2 separate regions of the Mus musculus genome follow, and region 2 is linked to region 1. Evidence: chromatin loops called from intact Hi-C (ENCODE). Cell type or tissue: left cerebral cortex. All regions are shown on one strand.

What was found. Peaks named below come from ENCODE experiments on the same cell type or tissue, not always from the same donor. Only the 100,000 strongest peaks of a DNase experiment are listed, where the experiment ranks them.
Region 2: it touches region 1 in a loop (7-fold over the local background); 21 of 42 quality-filtered maps call a loop at or near these places.

What each region holds. Positions count from the first base shown.
Region 1 is chr2:72,977,457-72,979,956 of GRCm38, forward strand. Sp3 (trans-acting transcription factor 3) reads right to left here. Exons shown (of 7, transcript NM_001018042.3): 2 at 2,031-2,176; 3 at 1,442-1,573. Sp3os (trans-acting transcription factor 3, opposite strand) reads left to right here and starts at 1,976. Exons shown (of 3, transcript NR_045269.2): 1 at 1,976-2,139. In left cerebral cortex, a CTCF peak has its summit at 1,102; DNase peaks (open chromatin) are centred at 1,196, 1,677, 2,082 and 2,415; H3K4me3 peaks cover 2,120 bases; H3K27ac peaks cover 1,292 bases.
Region 2 is chr2:73,269,234-73,271,733 of GRCm38, forward strand. No RefSeq gene overlaps it. Among named protein-coding and RNA genes, the nearest start is that of Sp9, 1.4 kb to the right of the region's middle. In left cerebral cortex, no CTCF peak of the experiment used is centred here; DNase peaks (open chromatin) are centred at 1,444, 2,055 and 2,305.

The DNA of each region.
Region 1 (2,500 bases):
CATGGCTGGGGTCAGTCTAGTGATCCACTAGAGTTGGAGTCTAAGCATGATGCTTTCAACCCTGTGCTTCTCCTCACCACTCCCCTCCCCATCTGTAAGCACATTCTGAAACTTTGATAGTTACATGAAAAATTGCACTTTATTTAAAGTTTATTTTTCAATTTTACTTCTGAGGTAGTTTATTAAGGAAAACAATAAACTTAATTTGACACTTTGGGACTAGGGAAATATAACTTACTTTAAAAGTTTACTAATCTGCTTAACGTTTCTTTAAATTTAAAAGTTTTCCCAAACAGCTTTTGATATTTTAATATGCTTAAAAAATACATGACATTAAAAATGCTCCCACTGTCCATAGTCTAATTTCAGACTAAAAATATCTATTTACTAATACAGAGTAACAACGTTGAATGACTAGTATACAACAGCTAACTTTTCTAACAGTGACAACTAAACTGACACTACATAAATCGATTGCTATAAACCTCTTAAAAACTTAGTCTTGAGGCGTGTTTTAACTATCTTAACAGGTGAACACACCTTTTCACAGTAAGCTAAGAGCAGCAATGGTCCACACAGATGTAAAATTCACATTGTCTACAGCACCTAATTTTACACTGAGTCTTCACTAAGACTTGCCGCTCCTCTCCACAACCTAGAGGTTCTAAAATTTACAAAAGAATCCCATCAGACTCGTTATAATAAAAATAACATTTAGCCAACCAATTTCAACTCTTAAAAGTATGAAGTGTGCTAACAAGCATGTAAACAAAATGACTTTCATCTACTTTTTAAGATTGATATTCTAGAAAACCTCAAAGGCCAAAGTTATTACTAACTTCAAATTCAAATTTCAATAGCCTCCCAACTATTTCACTTAACCCTACTCAGAACAAAACTAGTGCAAAGTTGGAGTAGTCTGCAAAACGCCAACAATTCTGAATGATCAGGTTAAAAAATAATAATAATAAAAATGTTCGTCCCTGCGTATAAAAGAACACCCTCCTTAAATGATCAAATACCCAAGATCTGGAAACTTGCTCCAGATTCAAAAACTCTAGAAACTAGAGCCATCCTTGCCTCGGTAGGTGATACTATCTGTGACCGATAGGCTGTGCTTGCAAATGTAGTGCAAAGAGCGAGTGAGTTTTCAAGTCCTGATACGAATTACTTAAACATCCATTTTGGAGTCCCGTGCCCACCCCCCACCTCCTCCGTCTCAGACTTCATTTTGTGAGGAATTTTGCGCGCGATGCCGCAGTGACAATCTCCGGAAAGCGCGGGCCGGCCCGGGCTCCCACCGGGGACGCGAGCGAGCAGGGAAGCGCGGCAGAGCCGGACGGCCCGCGCGTGACGGCCGCGCGGCGGCGGGAGGCCTTGGGCTGGCGGGCTGGCGGGCGGGCGCGCCGCAGGCCCGGGATGGCGGGCGGGCGGGACTTACCGCTCCGGCGGCGGCGGCGGGGACCCCGGCGGCGGCGGCAACGGCCGCCTCCTCGTCGTCGTCGCCCGGCGATGGCGGCCCTATCTTGCTGCAGGTAGCGGCCAGCAGAGCGAGCGGTGACGGCTGAGTGTCCTACCCGCGATGGGCGGGTTCAGAGAGGGAGACAGGGAGGGGGGTGGCGGTTAGGGCCGGGCCCGCTCGCACAGGAAGTACGGCTCGCTCCGCGCCTGGCCGCGCCGCCAACCCGGCCCCGCGCTCTCCTCCTCCTCCTCCTCCGGGGTCTGCGGCGCCTCTCCCCGCGCTCGGTGGCCCGCGGCGGACGGCTGCGCGCCGGGCCTCTTCCCTCCGTCCGGATCCCACCCGGGAGGGCGCGCACACTTGCACACTCACACACACACAAACACACACACAAAAAGGCGGCGGGCGGGGGCGCGCGGGCGGGGTCGGAGCGTTGGCGCCTCGGGCGGGCAGCTCCCGGGGCGGGGGAGGGGCGGGCGAGCGCGCGCGGGAGGGAGGGAGGGAAGGAGGGAGGGCGAGGGGAGGAGAAAGCGGCGCGCGGGGAGCCCGGCCGCGCTCAGCCGCTCCTCACCTGGGCCGCCGCCGCCGCCGCGCCGTTTCCGTGCTGCTGCTGTTGCTGCTGCTGCTGCTGTAGATACTCGCCGTGGCCGCCGCCGCCTCCGCCGCCGTCCACGTCCAAGGCAGCCATTTCCTCTTGTTTCACGGGCTTTTCGGGAGCTGCAGGCACAGCGCGGGGGGAGGGGGGAGGAGGAGGGTGGGGTGGGGAGGAAGGCGGGTGCGGGGAGGGAGGGGGCCCGCGAGCCGCGGCCACATTAGTGAGCGCCGGGCGGCCCGGGCCCTGCCCCTCCCCTGCCCTCCCCCCGGCCGCGGCGGCCACGGCGGCGGCGGCGCGCTCCCTCCTCCCCTCCTGCTGCCCCCGCCCGCCGCGGCTGTAACCCTCCTCCTCCTCGTTCCCTCCTCCTCCTCCCCGCGCTGCCCCTGCCCCCTCTCCTCTCCTCTCCTCTCCTCCCCTTTCCCTCCGCGGCGCTCGCTCCTCTCGCA
Region 2 (2,500 bases), 290 kb after region 1:
CCTTTGTTACATTGTCATTATTTCCCCAAATGTTTTAACAGTCAGCTCAACACTTTAGCATAACACATTGATCTTTGTTTAAAAACTAGATTTTTTAGAAGATGAAAAAAATCTGTCAGACGGAAGGGGAAAAAAACTGGAACCCCCCCCCCAAGATTTTCTTTGAGCCCCACCTTAGAGTTGAAACGGGCAGGATTGTTGAATTGTCTGTATTCCTTTGGAAGACTTCCCTAACTTTTATTGTGATGAGGACGCGTGTGTCTAGGAATATGCGAAAGCCCACGTCCAGAGTCTGACAGCTGGAACTGCGTGGAAAACAGCGGGAGGGGGAGGGGACTGCTGCAGGAGGAGGAGGAGGAGGAGGAGGAGGAGGAGGAGGAGGAGGAGGAGGAGGAGGAGGAGGAGGAGGAGGAGGAGGAATCCGGGTGCCTCGAGCCCGAGACGCCTGTGAGAACTGTTTAAATGGTGGGCTTAAAAATGTTACCAGTGCCAAGTGGCTTTTCGGGTTGTCTTATTTATGACTTGGTCAGGTTTCCTTAAGAAGAGGGTGGGTTGGGGAGGAGAAGTCGTGGGGAACCCCTCTGCACTTCTCCTCCCCGGGCTGCCCAGGGTGAATCGGAAACGCCTCGCTGCCACTTAACAATCCCTCTATTAGTAAATCGACGCGAGGACCCTACGGGAAGCCGAGGGCCAGCCTCCCCTTCCAGGGCAGAAATCACCTGTTGGGAACAGCTCCTGGGTCCCCCCTGCTGGGCTTTCTGGCTTGGTCCTGCAGCCTGGTAACCCGCCCCCTTCCACCGCGTTGTCTTTCTTTACGCCCCCCCCCCCCTTAGATTTTTATCTCAGTCACCTAGGACGCAGAGCTTCCTTCCTAGCTGATCAGCTCATCCCTCTCTTTTCTCCTTTTCCGCCATCATTTTCCTCCTTTTCTTTTGTCACCTTAAAGTTTTCTTTTAAAGGCATTCTGAGCAAAAATAGTCTAGGGAAAGGCGACGTCCACATAAGCTCTCCCCATTCACGAAGAGCCGGTGCGTGCAGGCCTGGTCTTCCACCTTAAGGTGAGAGAGAAGTCTTGCGGTGGACTTACTTTTGGGCCTAGAGATCTTGCAAATGAACTCAACCTGGAAAAACAACTTCACATCCTCCTGACTTGTCGTTCCCCCGACAAATTGTCTTTTGCACCCGATCATTTAGGGTTGGGAGTTATTATTTTAAAAAGCAGGATGTGGTTTGGAGGGGGGACGTGCTTACACGTTTAAGTATCCAGACCTGCCTGAGGGCGCTGGTATTTCTAGTTCAAAAGCTGCCTCTGGCTACCCTGGAAAAGACAAAAGTAATGCCCAGAAACAGGAAACCCTCCAGCGGCGGCGCCTTGCGATGCGTGAGGACACCTCTTTTTACACCAAGGTCCAGAGAGGCTTTGAAGATGCTTCCAGCTTGCAGAAGGCGGAGGCGCCCACGTGTGGCCTGGCTTTCGCAGACTCTCTCGGTGAAGGCTCCGGAGAGGTCCTCCAAAGGCTGTGTCAGCAGGGTGCCTGATGAAGATGAGCCTTCCTTTGGAGTCCCTTGGCCCTGAAGACGGAGTTTCTAGGCCCTAGCAGTCTGCAGTGGAGATAGTTTGAATCTGAAGCAAGAAAAATGACTCTATAAACATCCCCTAAAACTCGACTTCAACCTGAAATCCGACATGCAAATCTCCACCGGGTTAAACAAACAGCGGTGCAAGCTGCAGCTTCGGCGGGGGTGGCGGTGGGGGGGCGGACGCCGCTCGCGCCGGTCTCCGTTTCCAAAGTTGTTACAATGTGAAAATAAGCGGCTTCGTGCAGAGTGTTGTATGGGCTGATGCTTCCCACCCCCACGCCAGCCCCCAGAAAAACCTGGCAGATAATCAGCACGTCCCACTGTTTAGTCATATTTGACAACTGGGTTAACCTGGTATCTAGGCGCTGGCGAAGCCATACAAAGGGTGCCCTCAATTACCACCAGGAGCTTCTGGTGTGATAGGCACTTGTATTACCCCCTGGGTCAGAGGCCAGAGCGACAATTAGGAAGTCACTTAGACCGCTGGAGGGAAATGGCGGGATGCAGCAGGCTCTGGGCTCTCCTAACAAGTCTGTGGGTGTAGACCTGCCTGGAGAGGCCCAGCTGTCCTTTGCGCCCTCTGCTCAATAGGACTCTGAGTATAAAAAGAGTACGGTGGGAGCAGGAATCTGGGAAAACGACCACGACAAGGATAAATCCATCGCAAGAGTGATGGCTACAAGTTCAAGTTCTTCGCAGCAACAACGTGTACACACAAAGTGAACGCAGACCATTTCTGCTTGTGCCCTAGGCCGGGGTGTCCCTCTCCTGCTTCTTTCCCACAAGTGGAGAGTGAAGACTGTCAGCCCTACGTAGCAAGGTGGCCAGGGTGGTGGGAGTGGTGGGGGCCTGCGGCTTGGTCTCAACAGTACTTAAACCTGGCTTGGTACGTGAGTGTGTGTAAATTTTTAATTGCACT